Linked DNA regions of Homo sapiens: region 1 is linked to region 2. Evidence: chromatin contacts called from ENCODE Hi-C or POLR2A ChIA-PET data. All regions are on one chromosome and are shown on one strand. Each heading gives the region's core, a stretch centred on a gene start or an enhancer-like site at or near the end of the contact. The rest is flanking DNA. Distances are from core to core; before and after follow the strand shown.

What was found. A loop is a pair of places that touch in the nucleus more often than their neighbours do. ChIA-PET counts read pairs that join two places held with the same protein, here RNA polymerase II (POLR2A). Pooled maps may share reads with other maps.
Region 1: a map of IMR-90 shows a loop between it and region 2 (2.1-fold over the local background). The contact joins two enhancer-like sites. A Hi-C loop is called at or near these places in 3 of 168 maps with a recorded cell type or tissue (IMR-90, ascending aorta and pancreas) and 10 of 50 pooled maps. POLR2A ChIA-PET finds 5 or more read pairs at or near these places in 1 of 52 experiments (HEK293).

The regions. Positions count from the first base shown.
Region 1 is chr6:131,893,725-131,899,497 of GRCh38, forward strand. It overlaps ENPP1 (ectonucleotide pyrophosphatase/phosphodiesterase 1), which reads left to right. Exons shown (of 25, transcript NM_006208.3): 25 at 1-1,431. Among named protein-coding and RNA genes, the nearest start is that of CCN2-AS1, 5.3 kb to the right of the region's middle. RefSeq lists an enhancer at 1,501-1,645 and a cis regulatory region at 1,567-1,580. Within about 2 kb of position 1,492, at least 4 of the 41 ENCODE cell types and tissues checked have a DNase peak (open chromatin) inside an H3K27ac peak, as active enhancers do.
Region 2 is chr6:131,784,315-131,790,588 of GRCh38, forward strand. No RefSeq gene overlaps it. Among named protein-coding and RNA genes, the nearest start is that of MIR548H5, 4.7 kb to the right of the region's middle. Within about 2 kb of position 4,202, at least 4 of the 41 ENCODE cell types and tissues checked have a DNase peak (open chromatin) inside an H3K27ac peak, as active enhancers do.

The DNA of each region.
Region 1 (5,773 bases), core at 242-2,741, 110 kb after region 2:
TTTTCTTTTCTTGAAAGAGACTCCTCCTTTCTTTTCTTTTCTTGAAAGAGTTTTAAACAGATAAGATGGCAAAAGTGACTGATCTCTACTCCCCCAGTTTGAATGGTAAATTTGAATGGTAAATTCCCATGAACATATATGGAAATGTCTTTATCCTACTTTCTCCAATAAAGGCTGTTCTTAGCTTTTCAAATGCAAAGTGAAACCTTTATTTATCTTGATTTCTTTTTTTTTTTTTTTTTTTTTTTTTTTTTTGAGATGCTCTGTCACCCAGGCTGGAGTGCAGTGGCAAGATCTTGGCTCACTGCAAGCTCCGCCTCCCAGGTTCACGCCATTCTCCTGGCTCAGCCTCCCGAGTAACTGGGACTACAGGCACCTGCCGTCACGCCTGGCTAATTTTTTGTATTTTTAGTAGAGAATGGAGTTTCACCGTGTTAGCCAGGATGGTCTCGATCTCCTGACCTTGTGATCTGCCCGCCTCGGCCTCCCAAAGTGCTGGGATTACAGGCTCGAGCCACTGCCTCCAGCCTATCCTGATTTCTACTGTCATGCCTCACATCAGTCCTTTTTTTTTTTTTTGAGACAGAGTCTCGCTCTGTGGCCCAGGCTAGACTGCAGTGGCATGATCTCGGCTCACTGCAACCTCCACCTCCGGGGTTCTAGCAATTCTCCTGCCTCAGCCTCCTGAGTAGCTGGGATTATAGGCGCATGCCACACCTGGCTTTTTGTATTTTAGTGGAGATGGGGTTTCACTGTGTTGCTCAGGCTGGTCTTGATCTCCTGAGCTCAGACAATCCCCCCGCCTTGGCCTCCCAAAGTGCTAGGATTATAGGCGAGAGCTGCTGTGTGCTTCTTAAGTGAGGTAAGTAACTTCCATAGAAAATTTCCATCAGTTCATTCATGAAAGAACAAAGAACCTGGCAAAACTTAAAAAAACGTTTCCAAGAATCAGATAAAAGAGGACAAACCTTAGGGAGAAGAAGGCAGCTGCTCATTTCCAGCAGGGGAAGTAGCTGCATAGAGTACAAGGACTGGTAGGCCTGTTGGCTGTTCCTGTTTAAGGAGACAAGATGGGCATGGAACAGGGACCACCCCCTCCTCTGGGAGAAGCTGTTACCCCCTTCACTTTTCCTCCTCTGTCATTACCCACAATCACTCTCCTTCTTTGCGCTATGGTAGGTGTTTACCCATCATAGGAATGGGCATTTGAACTTTGAAACTGAATGTGGTGATTACACTTCATGCTGAAGCTTTTCACATGAGTGCTTTCATAAGCATTAAGTAAAATTTTATAATGACTGCAGTCCAAGGACATTTTCCCTGGTTTTTGGCCAGTCTAAATATTGTAAGAGAGAGAGAAGAAAAGTGTACGGAATATAATTGTCTCTAAGCTAAGAAATGTGGATGTTCAAATAAAACATACGTACAGAACTCTGGCTGCTTTCCTTTGTGGCTTTGTGTGTGGAGGATGGGTAGGATCATGGGCGATGGTGCTTCTCTGCAGACATGAAACTGAGTCCGAGGGTTGTTGACAGTTAACCACAGCTGTAATGCTGAAAGGCAAAAGAATCCAAAGTTCATTTCAGGTTCATAGAGTAAACACTTCTGATCTGTGACCTATATCCTTGTTCTTGGTATTTTAATTATATTTAGTCATACTTCCAGGTAAAAACAAATGACAGGCATATATATTCTTTAGTATTTAGAATGGTCTGGAACCAGACTTGGAACTTCTATAGATTCTTTTAATGTGAAATTTTTGTATTTATCCTCTCCATTATAGTGATTGAACAAAAAAATGTTTACTAGAAATCATATTCATACCAGAAAACAGATATGTGAAATACATTTTAATCTACTAGAAATGGAAGAATCCTTGGAAGAGGCATTATACTCATGGGATGTCAAAAGGAAGGAATATAAAAGAAGCCTCTTTCATCCTACTCAATGCTGTTGTTTTAAATTTAACTTTTTACTTGCCTGTAACTTCTCGATTCAAGGGATAGTTTTAGGATTTTAATTAAAATGACATTTTAAATGATATATCAGAAATTCAGAACTCAGAATGGAATATACTTTGGCTTTCACATAGTAGAGATACAAAATAATTGAAGAAATATATAGGAAATAAATTTTTTACAGTGTCTCATACAGTGTCTCATAATTTTGCCCCACAATGTTTAGATATTTTTCACTGTTAAAAAATGTATGCATTTACTTAGATGGCATTATGCTGGCTGTGACATAAAGGAAATAAAACAGGGATCTCTGAACCGAAAGTTTATAACTTAACTAAAAATTCTAAAGGATTTTAAATTAGACTGAAATTTTCTCAGTCCAATGAATGGATCTTGTTCAAATTTTTATAGTTTAAAAAATCACTGGCTGGGCACGGTGGCTCACGCCTGTAATCCCAGCACTTTGGGAGGCCAAGGCGGGTGGATCACGAGGTCAGGAGATCAAGACCATCCTGGCTAATATGGTGAAACCCCATCTCTACTAAACACACACACACACACACACACACACACACACACACACACACACACACAAAATTAGCCAGGCGTGGTGGCAGGTGCCTGTAGTCCCAGCTGCTCGGGAGGCTGAGGCAGGAGAATGGCATGAACCCGGGAGGCGGAGCTTGCACTGAGCCGAGATGGCGCCACTGCACTCCAGCCTGGGTGACAGAGCAAGACTCCATCGCAAAAAAAAAAAAAAAAAAAAAAAAAAAAAAAAATTCTTATGACACCTACAATTTTGGATTCTCTGTTATATTCTATATCTTGACACAATGTTACTGTCTGGAGAGTTAACCACTTGTACTAAGGTCCAAACAGAAACAAGATGGTAAATCTATGGGTCTTTTGTCTGTGTACTTGTTCATAAGCTATCTCTACAGGTTTACTCAACAGCACACTTTAAGATATTGGCACTGGAATAGATTTTCCCAGCTCAGGGTTGACAGTAGATTTCAAAGCTGAGCTTACTCTGTGTCAGGCATTAGGGGTAAGTTGGAGAACAGGGCAGGTGGAATGCCTGCCCCCTTGGTGCTCTCTTGTCAATGTTTTACCTTTATTTCAAGGTCCAGCCCAAAGCCATATCCTTAGGATCCATTGTTTATGTGGTCAGACTTTCCCAACATTGGTGGTAACAGACAGTACATGCCCTCAGTCTAGTTCTTGTTATGTATTATGGTTGCAATACAACTACAGATGTGTAATGCAGTTGATTATTCCATAACCCATACACAGTGTTGGTAGATGGCACCGTGGCCTATTAAGAAATTTTACCCAGGACCCAGACTCCAAATCCAAATACACAACTTGCTAAAAGCAGTCTTTGCAAGCTTAACACGAAATAAAATAATTTCAAAGTGGTGTGGTTATAGGTATAAGAGGATTGTTAGCTTCCACTTGGGGTTTCCAGGGACCTGGCGGGATCTTATCCTACAGAGAACACCAACCTCTTAAGGAAACTGGGAAGCCCAGAGAAGCTGCGCCACCTAAACATTTCCCAGCCTGTGATCCTGTAAGAAAAGAAAAATAGCTCAGGGCAGCCTGAGCTGTGTGAGGCATGTAGAATTTATTAGGCCCAGAGAGATGTGAGTGTGAGACTTTATTCTTACCACCCACCTCCCGCCATGCCTAGGGGCAGTTGTTTAAAGTCATTTCATTCCTTATTAGCTGCCTCACTCATTATCCTCACATGCCTGGAGTTTGTGATGCAAAGAACAATGTATAGCAAGTTATGTTGTAACAATGTATAGCAAGCTTATGTTACGTTGATGTAACTTCTTGGTAAACAATTTAGGAACTGCCTCTTTTTTCCTTTAAAAACTCACTTGTAACTGCTGCTAATTGGAGCACACATTCAGGGCAAACTTGAATCCATCCCTCTGGGTTACAATTCTCAAAACTGGCCCAAATAAACTCTGCTTATATTAAGTTTCCTTCAGTTTTTTCTTTTAGGTTAACATCAGTTACATTTGCTTAGACTGTATACTTTGAGCATATTCCTGAAAACTGTAACCCTGATGAGATTTATGTGTCCCAAGTGTGCTGTTTCACAAGTGTAATCACCTGATGGGTTCTTCCTGCCCACTGACTAGACAAAACCAATTCACTGAGATTGTGACATTGTAGTAAAGAAAGCATTTAGTTAATGTTAATCTAGCTACATGGCTCAGAGGTTAGGGTTTTTCAAGGATAGCTTAGTAGGCATGGGACTGGGGAATGGGTACTGCTGATTGGTTGGGGAGGCAATTATAGGGGTGTGAAAACAGTCCTCATGCATTGAGTCCACCTCTGAGTGGGAGACCACAGGATTGGTTAAGTCATGAGTCATGGGTCCAGGTGAAGTCAATTGCCAGAATGCAAAAATCAGAAAAATGTATCAAAATATCAATCTTAGGTTCTACAATAGTGACATTATCTATAGAGACAATTGAGGAAGTCACAAATTTGCTTCACTGGATTGAGTGAAGACAGCCAGCCTGTGAGGCTAGAAGCAAGACAGAGTCAGCCACGTTAGATTTCTCTCACTGTCATAATCTTTGCAAAGGCAGTTTCACAGGGTGAGAGCTCAATACTGTGGGATTGTTTTTTTCAGTGACTGTAACTCTCATTCGGCATTTTAGCATCTGTATTAGTCCATTCTCACACTGCTATAAAGATATACCTGAGACTGGGTAATTTATAAAGAAAAGAGGTTGTTTAATTGGCCCACAGTTCTGCAGGCTGCACAGGCTTCTGCTTCTTGAGAGACCTCAGAAAACTTACAATCATGGCAGAAGGTGAAGGGGAAGGAAGCACGTATTCACATGGCCAGCAGGAGAGAGCAAGAGCATAAGGGGATGGGCTACATACTTTCAAACCAGATCTCATAAGAACTCACTTATTATCATGAGAACAAGGGGAAGTCTACCCCCATGATCCAGTCACCTCCCCTCCGGCCCCTCCTCTAACAGTGAGAATTGCAATTTGACATGAGAGTTGGGTAGGGACACAGACCCACACCAAGTTGGCATATATTTCTTACAAAGATAGTTTCCTTTTCATATGTTTATCGTCATTGTGTTTGTCTGTTTGCATTGCCATACAGGAATACCCACAACTTGGTAATCTAAAAAGAAAAGAGGTTTATTTGCTTCACAGTTCTGCAGGCTATGTAAGCATGGCACCAGCATCTGCTTGGCTTCTTGTGAGGCCCCAGAAAGCTTCCAATCATGGCAGAAGGCAAAGGGTGAGCCAGCATGTCACATGGAAAGAGAAGGAGCAAGAGAGAGAGGGAGGAGGTGTCAGGCTCTTTTAAACACTAGGTCTTGTGTGAACTCTTAAGGTGAGAATTCATTAGCACAAGGACAGAGCCATTCATGAGGGATCCACCCCCATGACCAAAACACCTCCCACCAGGCCCAACTCTGGCATCGAATATCACATTTCAACATGAGATTTGGAGGGGAAAAAACCATCCAAACCATATCAGTCATGTCTCCAAAACCATCTGTTATTTCTAGCATAATGTCTGGCACATCGGAGTTGCTCAGTAAAAAATGTCCAGATGAATGAAAACCAAAGGTACAGTCATACCAAACATCCACTTAAGACAGCTAAGGAATAACAAGTTACAGAAATACAGCCAGAGGACAATTTCACAGTAATTATTCTTTGCCTCCGTAGTTTTCAAGTGCTAGAAGATACTTTCAATGGGAAATTTTTTGAAAGAGTTTATTTATAGATCTCTTCCCAGTGCACAAAGCAGAATTTTTAAAAAT
Region 2 (6,274 bases), core at 2,952-5,451:
GAAAGATCAGCACAGCTATAGTCAAAAAAGAGAAACTGAAGAGACCAGAAATATCTTCAAATACAGTTGAATGGTATTAAAGATCCAGCTAAGTTGAAGGCCATGGGATTCTGATGACATCCATTCTCGGAGTATGTGAGTTTTCATGCTTAGGAGCCTAGATAGAGGGTCTGGGCTGCTATATTAGTTTTCTAGGGCTGTGATAGCAAAGTACCAAAAACTGGGTATCTTAAAATGATAGATGTTTATTCTGTCACTGTTTTGGGTGCTGGAAGTTCAAAATGAAGCTGTCAGAAGGGCCATGCTCTCTCTGGAGGCTCTAGGGGAGAATTCTTTCCTGCTAGTTCCTAGCTTCTGGTGGCTCCCAGCAATCCTGGGTGTGGCTTGGCTTGCAGCTGCATAGTCCCAACCTCCATCTACACTTGGAGTTCTTCCTCTGTGTCTTCATATCATTTTCCCTCTGTGCATGTCCGACTTGTGTCTGTGTCCAAATTTCCCTTCTTTTATAAGGACAGCAGTCACTGGATTAGAGCCCACCCTAACACAGCATGACTTCATTAACTTAACTAATCCCATCTGTAAAGATTCAATTTCCAAATAAGGTCCTATTCAAATGTACTTGGGGTTAGGATTTCAACACATCTTTTTGGGGGACACAATTTAAACCATAACTACTGCATAGGTCATGAGGTTAAGACATGATGGAGCCCGGCATGGCAGTGAATGCCTGTCCCAGCTACATGGGAGGCTGAGGCAGAAGGATCAGTTGAGCCAGGAGTTTGAGGCCAGCCTGGGCAACATAGGGAGATCCCTGTCTCTTAAAAAAAAAGAGACATGATGGATGTTGGATGTGATAGACTGGGATAAAAGAAAAGAATTCAAGATCATGTTAAAGAACAGGAGTAGTGGAAATGCAGGTTGGCTGAAAGAATAAGTGGCTCTGGTCAGAAACTAGAGTATTGAAGTTTATATTTTCAGAGGGTAGGCAGTTCCAGGTGGATATTAGATCCAGAGTGGAGCCGTGACCTGCTGAGAAGAGTGAGCAGAAAGATTCTCAGATTTAGCAGGTAAAGGAACATCATGACCATGAACATTAGCATTGCCCATGATCATGGTAGGAGTTAGAGTATGAAGAAATTCTGTGGGCAAGATATAAGTGATATCTGTTAATAATCGGCGGTGATCAGAAGAACACAAGAGAATAATCAGGAAAGAAGGAAAGGACGATATAACCCAAGGATTTCAGGAGTATGAAAAAGGAATAGTCAACAAAGCTCTTAACAGCTTGGTCTACATCCATTTTAATGTCACATATCAGGCTTTCACCTAACGGTTTCAACAGTCACAGATGATCATTGCCCAGATCTGTTATTGCATTAGGGGTTGTAAACAGATGGTATTCCAATTCTATCACTCTTTTGTTATTTATTAGCTGAATTTTGATACAAAGAATAATAGTCTCTCATCAATTATTTGGTTATCCTGAGGTACTATTCAAATAGGAAGAATAAGATAAATGCTTTATTTATTCCATTTATGTATCAATTCTCAGAATAATGAGTTTGTTTCTTACCATATTCCAAAGGTGATAAATCAAAAAGATAAAAATTATTTTTGTTAATTTATGTATTTAAGGTGATCCAAATCAAAATACTAACATGATATTTTAATTATGTCAGTTTATTCTAAGTTCATAAGGAAAAACGAAAAGGTAAAACTTGCTAGAAACACTTCGGGAAAAGAATTATAATGAAGGAAGAGTAGATGTAGCATACATTAAATATGTTACAAGGCTGTAATAATTAAACAATGTGGTTCAGTTATGTAAATATGTCAGTAGAGAACCTCAAAATAGTCTTCAGCACAAATACAATTCAGTACATGATAAAAGAAATATATAATATTTTCCAAAGATGCTTGCAATTTTCTTTGTATGATCTGATTTTGACACTTCTCACTCCTACAAGTTAACTTTGTGTTTCATTTTCTTGACTTTGCATGGGCTTTGTGACAAATGTGGAGGTGACACTATGTGACTTTAGAGGCTAGGTCTAAATGTGGTACCTATCACTTGACTCTTGGGAGGAAGTGAACCCAGGCACCATGTTTTGAGGAAGCCCAAGCAGACACATAGAGAGACCACAAATAAGCATTGTGGCTGATAGCCCCAGCTCAGGTCTTAGGTAATAGCCTGTATCAACCAATGAGTGAGAAAGTCTTCAGATAATTCCATCCCCATCACCCCAGCCCTCAAGTATTCCCAGCTGAGGACTCCAGATATCGTGGAGTAGAGACAGCCTTACCTGCTGTGACACTTCTAAATTCCTGACCCACAGAACTTGTGAGCATAATACAATCATGTGCTGCTTAATGATGGGGATATTCAGAGAAATGGGTCTTTAGGTGATTTCATTGTTGTGCGAACATCATAGAGTGTACTTACACAAATCTAGATGGCACAACCTATTACACACCTAGGTGTGTACAAACCTATACAGCATGTTAGTGTACAGAATACTGTAGGCAACTGTAACATAATGGCAAATATTTGAGTATCCAAACTTAGAAAATGTACAGTGAAAACAGGGCATTATAATCTTCTAGGACAACTGTTGGATATGTGGTCCATCATCCACCAAAACACCATTATGTGGCATGCGACTATCTAATGGTTTTTCAGTTATGCCACTAATTTTGGGGTGGTTTGTTATGCAGCTGTGATGACTGGAACAGGTAGGAAAAAGATATTCAACAGATGGTTTTAGAAAAAATAGGTAGCTGTTTGTAAAATAAAACCCATATCTAGAATTAAAAATGACAAACAACTTAGAAGAAAGAATTTTAAGTATGACATAAAAACCTGAAACCAGAAAAGATCAATAAATGTGACTACATAAAAACAAAATATTGCATAGAAAAAATAAACACTTAGGAGCAAAAGTCATGAGTAAAATCAAAAGGCCTTGACTGTATGATGAGTCAATAAGTAAAAGCCCAGGAGCCTGGTAGAAAAATGAACAAACAAAAAGGAATGGCCAATTCCCAGAAGGGGGCAGAGCAAATCATTACATAAAGAATGTCAATCTTATTATCTGAGAAATACAAATAGACCCTTCAATGAGGTACCCTCTTTTCATCCATCAGATTGCAAAAATAAAACTTGAGCAGTATAACCATAGATTTAAAAGCACGAACCCTAAATTAAAAGCCTGCCTGCGTGACTAGTTGTGTCACCTTGGGCAAATGTATTAATCTCTATTTGCCTCAGTTTCCTCATCTATAAAGTGGTAATGAAATAATAGTACTTATCTCTTAGAGTTCTGTGAGGATTAAGTGACTTAATGTATATAAATCATTTAGAATAGCGCCTAGAAAGTAGTAGATACCAACATGTGGCTGCTATTATTGTCATCACTATATATTGAGAAGTTGTGGGGGTGGGACAGGATCTGTCATGCATTGCTTGTGGGAGAGTAAATCCATTCACCCTACGTAGAGGACTATTTGCAAGGATCTTTAGAGACTTAAAAAAGTGACCCAGCATTTTCACTTGTAAGTGTGAATCCTACAGATGTAGTCACACTGGGAAATACGGTATGTGCAAAGATATTCTCTGTAACATTCTTAGGAGTTACAAGATTGGAAACAACCTCATATCCAACTCTATACAAAGGGCATTGGTTTAAAATGTAGTTCATTGGTAAAATGGACTGTAACGAAAGGACTGGAAACCTTTTAGGTTTCTCATGAAAAGAGATGGTGATCCCTGCCTCAGGCAGAGGACTGATGGAGGCACAGCTCTCTAGGTGGTTCTGTTTTGTCAGCCCAAGTGAAGTAGTCCCAAGTGGAGACAATCTGCAATCACATAGCTCAGTGCCTAGCATATTTTAAATGTCCAATAAGTGGCAGCTGGTATGATCTTATTATTTATCATTATTTATTTTCTTGACATAATAGAGTCGCATGGCAACAAGGCTCTCTATGAGGCACCTGTGATTGTTTTTTTCAATGCCCGCTTGAATCATGATTAGCTTGAAGCCCAAATTTGCTCCGCAAAAGCAACTCCACCTCTCGCAGGGGCTGCCAGACTGGGCTGTCATCAGCAGCTGTTTCCCAGTGGGCCCTAGTCACAGCTTACTGCCAAAGAGCATACTTGAGTGAATCCTTAAAGTCCTTTTTGTCTCTGTGATTATTTCACTGTGTTTATAATACAGCAACTGCTGGAGAGCTGAGCTGCCCATTCATCTCTTGTGGCAGCCTTAACTCTGAGCTGAGGAGCTTACTGCTTCCTTGTGGACAGACTGATAACAGCCTCACATTGTGACCTACAGAGTTTCCATCCCCGTTTTCAAAGATACATAATAATTTACTAAAATAAAAACTTGCTGCCTTTTACAGTTTGTGATTCACAAGATTCAAATATCTCTATTCTGAAGAAAGTGTAAAAATAATCAAAATGCATCTTTATATTTCACTTTTTCCATTTGCACAGAACTTATTCCTATGAAATGTCTACACAAGTTCAACTTTTTATGTTTGAGGAGAAAAAACAAAAGACATTCATTTCCCTATTACAGCCCTCAATAGAATACTTGCTACTTACAGTATCTCAGAACTGAAGTTAAATCAAAACAAAAAATATCTTTACTGATTTCCTTCCTCAAAATCATTCTGTGTCTTGCTTTCTTTTCCAATCTCCTTTCAAATGTATAACTTTTAAAATTTGCTGCAACTTCCACTGTTTCAAAATATATATTTGAATTTATTTTCAAATGTATATGACTTAATTTACTGCTTCTCTCCCTAATTTTCAAATGCAAATACCCAAATCACTTTTCAAGTGTATATTTTCATTTATTAGCCCTTTGAAGTTGGTTTACTTATGAGTTCAAATGCCTTCCTCCTCTCTGATTTATAAAACTGTATCTGGCAGTGTTGAGGGACCTTGAATTATTCTCATCTATAAAAGGGAACCCATAAAATTGGTGGCTTAAGAACTGATGTATGAATAGTCTTCAGTTGGTGACTCATGGCCAATCTGTCTCATTTCCTCCTATATACACATTTTACACGACCACCAAAATTCATGTTTCAAAATTATCTAGGTCTGTGGTCTTATTTCCACTTCCTTTAGTTCTAAGCCCTACTTTTCACTCAAATCTTGGTTCAAGCATCACTTTCTCAGGGAACACTTCTTTGACCACATCCTACTCCTGCTACAGATTGGTTCAGCTACATACATCCAGTTATATGTTCTCCTTGCCCCTGGTCCTTTTTCACCAGAGTATTTATTACAACTTTTACAATTATAATTCTCTGCACTTCATTTGATTCATATCTATGTCTCTTCACTAGACTAAACTTGAGGAGCCTGATGTTCTCTTACTCTTGGGTACTGTGCCTAGAATAATGCTTGCCTCATTGTAAGAACTCTGTTAAATATTTGGTGAATAAATGAATTTTCTTAAAAAATCAATGAACAAAGAGGTGAAAAATAAATGAATGGCTAAAGTTCCCAGCACCATGGTTACCACATGGTGGCACTTAATAAAATGATAGCTATCATTATTGTTAGTTCCCATTCCTGATCAGATCAATTTGTTGAGTGTTCCAGTTTGTGGAAGATGTGATTATGCTTTCAGAAACTGGAAGTCGGCCGGGCACAGTGGCTCATGCCTGTAATCCTGGCACTTTGGGAGGCCAAGGCAGGTGGATGACCTGAGGTCAGGAGTTTGAGACCAGCCTGGCCAACCTAGTGAAACCCTGTCTTTACTAAAAATACAAAAATTAGCTGAGCATGGTGGCACATGCCTATAATCCCAGCTACTCAGGAGGCTGAGGCAGGAGAATTGCTTGAACCCAGGAGACAGAGGTTGCAGTGAGTGGAGATTGCGCCACTGCACTCCAGTACATATATACGTATATATACACATATATATGTACACATATACGTATATATACACATATATATGTACACATATATACGTATATATACACATATATATGTACACATATATACGTATATATACACATATATATGTACACATATATACGTATATATACACATATATATGTACACATATATACGTATATATACACATATATATGTACACATATATACACATATAGGTACACATATATATGTACACATACACATACACATATATGTACACACATATATGTACACATACACATATATGGACACATATATGTACACATACACATATATGGACACATATATGTACACATACACATATATGGACACACATATATG